2 separate regions of the Homo sapiens genome follow, and region 1 is linked to region 2. The links are chromatin loops, found by intact Hi-C in ENCODE. Cell type or tissue: CD4-positive, alpha-beta T cell. All regions are shown on one strand. Links, peaks and the distances in the headings refer to the core of each region. The heading gives the core; the rest is flanking DNA. Region 1 overlaps HIVEP1 (HIVEP zinc finger 1). Region 2 has its middle 7.1 kb from the start of LINC02530.

What was found. Peaks named below come from ENCODE experiments on the same cell type or tissue, not always from the same donor. Only the 100,000 strongest peaks of a DNase experiment are listed, where the experiment ranks them.
Region 1: it touches region 2 in a loop (11-fold over the local background); 31 of 110 quality-filtered maps call a loop at or near these places.

What each region holds. Positions count from the first base shown.
Region 1 is chr6:12,148,928-12,154,315 of GRCh38, forward strand. All of the region lies in intron 7 of HIVEP1 (HIVEP zinc finger 1), which reads left to right. Among named protein-coding and RNA genes, the nearest start is that of EDN1, 140 kb to the right of the region's middle. In CD4-positive, alpha-beta T cell, for the core only: a CTCF peak has its summit at 2,112 (motif pointing right); a DNase peak (open chromatin) is centred at 2,094.
Region 2 is chr6:12,589,853-12,595,240 of GRCh38, forward strand. No RefSeq gene overlaps it. Among named protein-coding and RNA genes, the nearest start is that of LINC02530, 7.1 kb to the left of the region's middle. In CD4-positive, alpha-beta T cell, for the core only: no CTCF peak of the experiment used is centred there; no DNase peak of the experiment used is centred there.

The DNA of each region.
Region 1 (5,388 bases), core at 202-5,201, 440 kb before region 2:
AACAGATTATAGATGACTATTAGATAATATAGTGCTGAAAGAAAAATGTCCCACATCAGGAGCCACGTGTCTTTTCAGGAACCAGTACTATGAAACATCAAGTCTTGATCAGTATGAAAATTGTCTTCTCTGTTTTGGTAGGTACACTTCCTGTTTCCTAACAACAGGGTGGTAGTGACATCAGTAGTGGGGTCCTGCCGCATGTGAAGAGGGAATATTAGACTCAGCATGCTTTTCTGAAAGTGATGTATACTTGATACTAATAGGATATTTAAGAACATGCCTTATATGTTTGAGTCTTGATGATCTCTGACATGGAAAATGGGGTAAACCTTTTTTTAAAAAGGACAAAATTTGGGAGACCTGATTGTAAATCTAAAAAGTCACAACCCCTGCCAGAGTTTGCAGAACAGTAGCCAGAAACCTAAGGATTGTGTTTTTAGGTTTATAGGACACATTTGGGGGCTTAGTCATTTAACTGATCTTTTCTGTAGCATAAACATAATCATCACCAGGAAACGTCTCTGAGCTTTCATTCATTAAACAAAATGTACTAAACACTTAAGAGGCAGTCAGTGTTACTACAAAGCACCCCAGTATAGTACTTATTTTTTAAACATCATTACCACTTGGTAATATCTCCGTCAGCTCATAGCGTTCTGGAAAAAGCCCAGGTCTTATGCTGTGTTTGTGCTGAGTTGCTCCCTTACATGTGCATTGTTTTGTTTTTCACTAAAGGTTTTCTCCATATTTCTTTCTAATTAATGTCAGTGTTTTCCAAGCATTATCTTCAGTCTTTTCCTTTTAAGGATCCTAGACCTGTTCTCTACTCTGCCAACCACACCATACCCAGGTTATCATTCACCATCATATTGTGCCTGGTCCCTGGTTGATAAAGAGTGTTCATTAAAGGGTGATGTGAAAATGATGTGATGAAAGGCCACAGACCCCTTCTGAATTCTTTACCACCCTTAGCAACAGCAGGCTGCGCGGTACCTGTCTTATCTTTTAGCAGATGGAATTCATGTTCTAATTCTCAATGGAATAAATTAGGGGATGTTGGGAAACGTTTGCGTTTAATGAAGCAGGAGGAATTATACATTTTTATAAGCCAGCCATTAAAATGTGGACATTCGGCATTTAAAAGAAGTTTCTATTTAGTTTAAAACTAGCAACTTGAGCTGCAATGATAAGAAATGCTCATGGGAAGCCTAATCCCTCTGCTCCACTGCACATTCCCTTGTTTTCTTGCCATAAAACATGATATAGCCTCGGGAATTTTGTTCTCCTGTTCTTGGGGTATTAGTGACTACATTTTAGTTTTCACCTTTTGTGTCAAAATTCAAGCCGCCAGCAATTTGCTTTTCATCCTTTGATCCGAAGAATGTTTTCGTCAACAAATGCTGGACTTCAGTGCACGGAATGTTAATGTGTACCCTCAGCCGCCAGCTAGGAGAACCGTTTAATATGACGAAGTGCAGTGAGAAGCATTATTCTTGTTGGAGTTTAAGTACTTACAGTAAAGATGATGTTTGATCACAGGTTTTAAAACCTATATCACATTTACTCTTAAAAATAATTTAGGTGCATTTTTAAAAATTACTAGCAAAGCTTTTTTTCCAAATGAAACCTGTAGAATATATTATCATCGGGATTTTTATAGAACACATTATTACTCTTTTTAAGAAACACTTCCATGTGTAGAATATGAAACCATAATAGGCTTTAGGATTTATACTTAAAGCAGTGCTAATATTATTTTGAATGACACGCACGTGACACAGTATTTTGGTTTACTTCCTAAAGTTAAACATTAAACTCTGCCCCATTATGTTTTTAATGATGATTTTATCTTTAAAATATATATATATAATTGTATTCACATTCTTTAAAAAAATTTTTTCCCTAGGTTGCCATTGTTTATCTGGCTTTCAGAGCAATATTTCTAAACATATGTGAAAAACAAAAACAGGCAAACTTCAACAACAAAAGAAGGTTGCTACTGAGTGTACGTGGGCCAGGTTGCTACCCTCGGGAGCCCCTTCTCTCAGGGAGCCCCTCCTGCTGCTTTTGCGACTCCGACTCTTCCAGCAGGTGTCACTGTCTGGCAGCAGTGGGCGAGCAGGTTGCGGTTCACCTGACTCATCTTCAAATAATAACTTTTAAAATTTATCTTTAGGGAAGTTGTTTGACGTAAATGTATCAAAACTTTGACAAAAATGTTGCTACATCATATGCCTGATTTTTCCCTCATGAATTGAAATTCACAGAAAATAAAGGAATTAATCTTGTGCTGATATAAAATTTTATTGAGTATTAGAAACATTTGTTTATAATGAGAGGGGAATGTGGCTGGGAGGACATAATTAAATGAAACTTTTAGGACCATTTATTTATGAATTTGCTAAGCAAATATAGATTCCTTAGGTCTGTTCTAGAGTCTCTGATGGCTGCAAAGGGGTAAGCCACAGTGCTTACCCTCCTGAAGTATTAGTGTGTATTATACACACCAAGAAAGGAACAATTGTAATAGAAAAGGAGAAAGTCAGTGTATCTTATTGGCATAATGACAGGGCTCCTAAGTTCATAGAAACCTGTTTTTGAATCCTGGCTTTGATGCATTCTAATCATATACAGTACAAGCGTCTTAACTTCCTTGTGGACGATGGGTGTGGTATCAACTCTGTCATGGGTGGTAATTAGGTTTAAACCTGGAGGGTGATGTGGCATAGATGTTGGCAAACTTTTTAATGTCAAGGGCTGGATAGTAAATATTTTAGGCTTTGCAAGCCACCTATTCTCTGTCATGAATACTAAACTGTGACTGTAGCACAAAAGCAGCCACAGACAGTATATAAAGAAATGAGCCTGGCTGTGTTCCAATAAAACTTTATCCACAAGAACCAGTGGAGAGCCACATGCAGCTGGTGACCATAGTTTGCCAATCCCTGATATAACCATTACTCACCTGTAATCCCAACACTTTGGGAGGCCGAGGCGGGTGGATCACCTGAGGTCAGGAGTTCGAGACCAGCCTGGACAACATGGTGAAACCCCATCTCTACTAAAAATTCAAAAATTAGCCAGGCATGGTGGCGGGCACCTGTAATCCCAGCTACTCGGGAGGCTGAAGCAGGAGAATCGCTTGAACCTGGGAGGCAGAGGTTGCAGTGAGCCAGGATTATGCCACTGCACTCCAGCCTGGGTGACGGAGCAAGACTCCAAGACTTCATCTCAAAAAAACAAAAAAAGACAACAACAAAAAAACCAGTTACTCAACATAGTATCATAGTTGTTACATTAAGTAACATGCAGTAGCAAAGTAAGCAGTATCACAGAGTCATATATGACAAGTGTTTTGAGTCCATAACAAGTCCTCGTTCTTGTCCTCGCAGACTTGTTGATCCCAGGCAAGGCACTTTTCCTTTCTGGGTCTTTTATCAGTACGACTTTTGATTCAGCAGCAGTAGTCTTGTTTAGGGGGCAGGGGCAGAGGTTAAGGGGGACAGGGAAGTATATAAAGGACTTTTATTCTTATGAATCCAAACAGAGGGCAGAGTTGTCTGTGCTTTGTTTTGGTGCCATGGATGTTTAAAAGGATACCATTGTCTTCTGTTCATTTAAGCTACCCATTTTATCTTTTCTCTGTTACCCAGAATATCAGTCCTGTTTAACAAATATGTAATGATTCAAAATTCATTTGCAGGTTTTTAAACTTTGACAGTGGTCTCCTCTAGCAGAGATTTCAGATACTATGTATTCAGAGACAGAAACATCATTCTGTGCTTATCTCAGTGAAAGAAACCCAGGAAAGGAATCCCAGCCCCTCCTACATCCTCTCCAAGCTACAGGCATGTGGCTCATCCAGGAGGGGAGAAGGGAGCAGAGAAGCCACCCTGGGTGTCTTCTCACCCATACTGCTAATCCTGACCTGACCTGAAATTTAATATAATCAAGGCAAAATCAGATTAAAATGGAGCCAAATAGTTTTACACTTCAAATAGTTTTTACGTACATAAAAAATATATGGTGTTCGTTTTAAATTATTCATATTATTTGCATATGCTAAAAAAGAAATCAGCATGCTTCTTGAAATGTCTTAACAATTTAAAATATTTATAATATAACTGATTCTTAAACTTTTATATAATGCAGTATATTTGAAATTTTAAAAGTTCAATTATTTACATTCTCCTTGGGAACTACATTTTATATATTCTGTTACTTGTAATCAAATAATTATATGACATTCTTAATGTCTGTACCTACAAACATTGAATTCATGCATATTTATAAGGTAGCTTATTGACTATAATTCATTGTTGACCTTTCTGATGATTCTGTAGTTAGATTTTTAAAATATGATTGAATGTGGAATATCTAGGCATAGACTAACATGGGTTTGAATCTTAGCTGTGACATTTATGAGCTGTGGGCTCAACACTTTAAAAGTAATTAACTGCATTTTTCATCTTTTAAATCATTCTCTGAGAAAAAGTCAACTCCTTAATTAGTCCTTGTTTGAATTATGATCAAATAGTATTGGTTTGTACAGAATGATGCTAACTTAGGATCCAGGCTATAGATGGCTGCAACCGGAATAGAGCCATTTAGTCATCATATGTACAATAGAGTAAGAAATGCAAAAAAAAAAAAAAAAAAAAAATAGATACAAGATAAGAGCACTTTTAGGTTCTAAGAATTTAAAATGTGTATCTAGGTTAGAGTGAATTGGGGTGAAATTTCCTGTGCTTCCAAGTTAACCAGTAGAAGTGTTGAAATTGATTTCAAGAATTGATAGTGTCCTATTAAACAATCAGAAGACAGAAGGTACTAGTGAGAAGTCTTGATTTGACTATGGGGCTAATAGGGAGGTGCTTGTTGTGCAAGCTTATGTGAGAGAATAGCTGTATCAGTAGAGTAAAAGACCCTAGAGCGGGCTGGGTGCAGTGGCTCACGCCTGTAATCCCAGCACTTTGGGAGGCCAAGGCAGGTAGATCACTTGAGGTCAGGTGTTCAAGACCCGCCTGACCAACATGGTGAAACCCCGTCTCTACTAAAAGTGCAAAAATTAGCCAGGCATGGTGGCGGATGCCTGTGATCCCAGCTACTCAGGAGGCTGAGGCAAGAGAATCAGTTGAAGCTGGGAGGCGGAGGTTGCAGTGTACATGTGTATTCCATATATACAAGTGAAGATATGAATCCATACTGATAACTTCCAGTCCAGCACCACTGAATTTATTCTAGTCGTCTCCATTTCCTTCTCTTCTTCACCCACAGTGAGAAACCTGGTTCGCACCTACAGTATGTTTACATATTTGCTCAGTTCTAGTATATAAATAAACTAGTTTCAGAAATCCTTACCTTTACTCCTGTAAGAAACAGATT
Region 2 (5,388 bases), core at 112-5,111:
AGCCTCCCAGAGTGCTGGGATTACAAGCATGAGCCATCACACCCAGCTCAACCTCTCATTATTAACAGGTGATATTGTTTAAACAGATAAATATCAGCAAATAAATAAATTAAGAAAATTGACAAATTAGTGAATAAACAAAAGCAATTTTATATATATATCAAAAAATTCAGATAGAAAATGTACTTTAAGATATCTTTTACAAAAGTCATAAATTATATAAAATACATAAACACACAGGAATAAATCTAAGAAAAGGCATGCAGGACACCAATAGAGAAGAAGGAGAGAGCTTTTTTGAAGTTCAGTAAAGAACTCAATTATGGAAAAATATACCATGTTCCTGGATAAAACGATTCATATCATAAAGTTGTCCATTCTCTTCTAATGGACATAAACATAAATGTAATTATGATAACTCCAACAGGTTTTTCCATGGAACATGGCAAGTTGATTTTGAAATTTCTATAAAGAGTAAAGGGTAATGGATGGCCAACATGTTCCCAAGGAAGAAAAACAAGGAGTTTGTCCCATTACATATTGAAACATTGTAAAACTATAGTTATTAACTTATTAACAATGTGATATTGCACATTAATAAAGAAATAGACCAAAACGACAGAAGGGGACATTTAGAAACAAATTCACAGATATATGAAAATTTGATTTATGGTGGGGGTAGTATTTGAGATCAATGAGAAAAAGAAAAACTATTCAACTAATGCACAATACACAAACACCAAATTCAAAGAGGATTAAGGCATAAATGTAAAAGCCAAAACCATATAATACCCAAAAAAGCATGTAGGATAGTATCTATAAACAAAATTTAAAATGCACAACTCTAGAAGAAAATTGAAGAATTCAATTATTTTAAAACTAAAAACCCTTCTTTGTCAAAAGGGTGAAATAATTAACTATGGAGCAGCAAATATAAACAAATCACATATATAAAAGTAAATAAAATGTAGTTAATATTTTTATCTATCACTACTCCTAATTTGACTATTTAAAGAGCTCCAAGCAATTATTAAGAAACAGAGAAATGACCCAATAGAAAAATGGGCAAAAGACCCAAAAAAGGAATTCCAAAGAAAAGGAAACATACATGGCCCATAAACACATGGAAAGAAACTCAGCTTCATCATTAATCAGAGAAGTACAAATACAAATCACAGTGAAGTTTTGTGATACTGCAATTCACACCCACCAGACTGGGAGTAAAACCAGACAGTAGCACATTAAGAGGATGTTGAGCAATGAGAATTCTCATCTACATCTGGTGGGAGTTTAAATATGTACTACAACTGGCTGGATGCAGTGGCTCATACCTCTAATCCTAGCACTTTGGGAGGCCAAGGCCAGCGGATCATTTGAGGCCAAGAGTTCGAGATCAGCCTGGTCAACATGGCAAAAAACCCATATTTACAAAAAATACAAAAATTAGCCAGGCGTGGCCGGGCGCGGTGGCTCACGCCTGTAATCCCAGCACTTTGGGAGGCCAAGGCAGGCAGATCACGAGGTCAGGAAATCGAGACCATCCTGGCTAACAAGGTGAAACCCCTTCTCTACTAAAAATACAAAAATTAGCCAGGCGTAGTGGCGGGCGCCTGTAGTCCCAGCTACTGGGGAGGCTGAGGCAGGAGAATGGCGTGAACCCAGGAGGCAGAGCTTGCAGTGAGCAGAGATCGCGCCACTACACTCCAGCCTGGGCAACAGAGTGAGACTCCGTCTCAAAAAAAAAAAAAAAAAAAAAAAAATTAGCCAGGCGTGGTAACATGCACCTGTAGTCCCAGCTACTGGGGAGGCTGAGGTGGGAGGATGGCTTGAGCCCAAGAAGTCAAGGCTGCAGTGAGCCGTGATAGCAGCATCACAGCACTCCAGCCCAGTGACAAGTCAGACTCTGTCTCAAAGACAAAAAAGGAGAGTAAATAAATTCATAGGAAGGATTATTGTGCAACGGTGAAAGTTTAGTGAGCTACAGGCACAGGCATAAACAGGATGACTTCCCAAAACATAATTTTGAGCAAGAGGAGCAAGTCCCAAGAAAATATAAATAAAAAATTTCAATTTATATACATTCCCCCCAAAGAAAAAACTAAACTATATTTTGTTTTGGGTTATATACACGTGTGTTAAAACCATAAAGAAAAGCAGGAAATGGTGAACACAAAATTCAGGACAGTGGTTACCTCTGATGAGGGGCGGGAGAAGCAGTCTTTGAGGTTTACCCAGAAAGATTTAAGGTGTGGCATATATTCCATTTCTAAAGCTCAGTGTTGGGCATGTGGGTGTTCATTCTATCAATATTCTTTTTTTTTTTTTTTGAGACAGAGTCTCGCTCTCTCACCCAGGCTGGAGTGCAGTGGCACGATCTCGGCTCACTGCAAGCTCCGCCTCCCAGGTTCACGCCATTCTCCTGCCTCAGCCTCCCAAGTAGCTGGGACTACAGGTGCCCGCCACCATGCCCAGCTAATTTTTTGTATTTTTTAAGTAGAGACAGGGTTTCACCATGTTAGCCAGGATGGTCTCGATCTCTTGACTTTGTGATCCGCCCGCCTCAGCCTCCCAAAGTGCTGGGATTACAGGCATGACCACCGCGCCCGGCCTATCACTATTCCTTAGAGTGCAGTTGTATTTTAGTTTCTTCTGTGTACGTGTGATATACTCCACAATGAAAATAAACAAATCTATACTTACCATGGCCTTCTCATGTCCAGAAACCCCTCGAAATACCCTTATCCTTTACCGCTGGACCATTTGGGTGGGAAATGATTACAAAGCCCTATCTTAAGCTTCATCAATGTGATGGATTAGTTTTAAGGTTTGAATGAACAAGATGATAGAAAATGAGAGAGCGCACTGGCTCCCCAGGTGGGCACAGAGGCTCAGAGGATAGGAATTTAGTGAGTGCCACTGTCAACATACTTCACATAGTTGGCAGTTTTGCCTAACATGGTCTCTGCCTGCAGAATTGCCACAAGTTGGAAATCCCACATCAGTCACCACTTCCTCGGGGACATTAGTTGTTCATGTAAATTCCGAACAATGGAAGCTGGCTTTTCATCCATACGGAAATGGAACACAAAGACAGAGCCCTAGAAGTGGAGTGTGAGTGCTGAGGATTTTCCCTAAGCCTCTTCCCTTCCACATGTGTTGATGTGTGATGTGTTGGTTAAGTATTTGGAAAGCACATCAGGTTTTAGTAATTTTTTTTCTCTAAAAAGAACAATTTGCTCTTAGAAGAATGACAGTTTTCTTTCCTTATTACATGAAATCACCCTCTGACCCCCTAAAAAGCAGAGATCTTTTGTAGGGATACACACAAGTGTGAAAAACTGAAAAGCAGAACTGGTAATAATGGACAGAAAATTAAAGAGAGCTGTCACCTCTGTCAAGGGGAAGGAGGACATGATCATGGAGATTTACTAGGTGAGGAAGGTGGTTCTGAAATACTGGCAATATTCTAGTTCTTAAGTGTTATTCTTTAAATGGCACATAAACGTTTCATAGTCTCCTTTGCATATATTGTATATTTCACAATACATTTTTATTTGTTTTATTTTACCTGAAGTTCTACCTAGTTGCCAAAAAAAAGCAGAAGTAAAAAAAGCTTTGCCAAAGAACCAGGATCAGAACCAAGCAGACCAGTAGGAGAGAGGTTTTTCTTTTTTTTAAAATTTTTAACTTCTAATTTTTGTGGGTATGTAGTAGCTGTATATATTTCTAGGTTCCAAGAGGTGTTTCGATACAGGCATGCAATGTGACATAAGCACATCACAGAGAATGGGGTATCCGTCTCCTCAAGCATTTATCCAGAGAGAGATTTTTCATGTACACCAGTACTCTTCTTTTCAGGTTTCAGCCTTTTAAATACATAACTTTCACAAGAGATGTTTTGAATGTTTTCCCTTGACCTTGAGAAAGAAAAGCATTTGCTGAGATGTTGCCTATGTGTGAAAGGGAGGGGAATCCTAGAGGAGAGGCCACTGAGTTTGCCACCCAGTTGACGCATAAGAAGCAACTTGAGAAGGACTCCAAAAGCAGCAGGTCAGCAAGTGGAAACCAGCATTGAATCAGCTGAATGGGTACCTGGAAGTGGGGTGAATGTTAAGTGTCAGTTTGCCTGCAATCGCCCCCGCTATGTATTCCTGTCCCAGAGTAATCATTAACAGCACTCCTGTTAGTGGCAGCAAATTTGTATGGGTCTGCAGCAACCTCAGCTCTCGCCTCCTCAGAAGAAAGCATTCAACTGAGGGGCCTATAGCAGAGTAAGAGACCGAGGCAAGTTTGAGAGCAGGAGTGAAAGCTTATTAAACAGCTTCAGAACAGGAACAAAAGGAAATAAAGCACCCTTGCAAGAGGGCCACGTGGGCAACTTGAGAGCTCAAGAGCGCTATTTGACTTCTGACTTGGGGTTTTATATGTTGGCACGTTTCTGAGGAGTTGTGCCTCTTCTCCCCTGAGCCTTTCCTTAGGGCAGCCTGTCTGCATGAGCAGTGACCTCCCAGCTCTTGGGAGGGGAGGTGCCGTGTGTTTACTGGAGTTGTGCGCATGCTCACTTGAAGCATTCTTCCCTTATCAGTCGAGCGTTCCCATAAGGTCATATCCAGTTAAACTCTGCCATTTTGCCTCTTAGTTTACAGGTGTCAGCCCACTTGCCCAGCTCCTGAGATCTTACTGGGAAGCTGCTGATCACCAGTTTCAGGTGTTTCTATTGAGAGACTGCCTTTCCCTGCATGGGTTGCAACCAATGATTGTTTTAGAGAGACAATTGACAACTGCCTGACCATCACCTGACGGTTGTTTGACTTTCCCATGCGGGGGAGTGGGGAAGCCTCTCTTGCTCTGCTCATCTCTGCCTGACTACCTACTGTAACACTTCTTTCACTTTCAAAAGTGTCCCAATTTGACCATAAATAATGTGGTTAACCCGTACATAAAGGAAGAAATGTAATGTGCTGTGGGAGGAGAAGGGCTCATGCAGGAAGACCTCTTAAAAAGGGACTATCTAGGGCTTAGATGCTGTGGCTCTAATTGGCAAAGAAGTGTGGTAAAACTTTTAAAAAAAATATTAAAGAGAGGAAAAGAAGGAGAGAAGGAGGAGGATAATTATTTTTGTGTTTATTTAGATCTATACAAAGAAACACACAATGGAAGTAGTAATTTCTTTGACCAACTTTTCTTCTGCTTTGAGCTTCTGAAGAGCATGCCTGGGCTTTCTTTCACCTCAATTTCATTTTCATCTGAGATAAGTAAAAGATATATGGGAACTGGCATTATCTAAGTTAATTTAGAGATTAGGGTGAGTTCATTTCCAGCTCTTCATCTTGCCTGTGGAGGAAAGGCTGGAAGCTTCCTACTCTTTCACATCACAGAGCTTGTGAC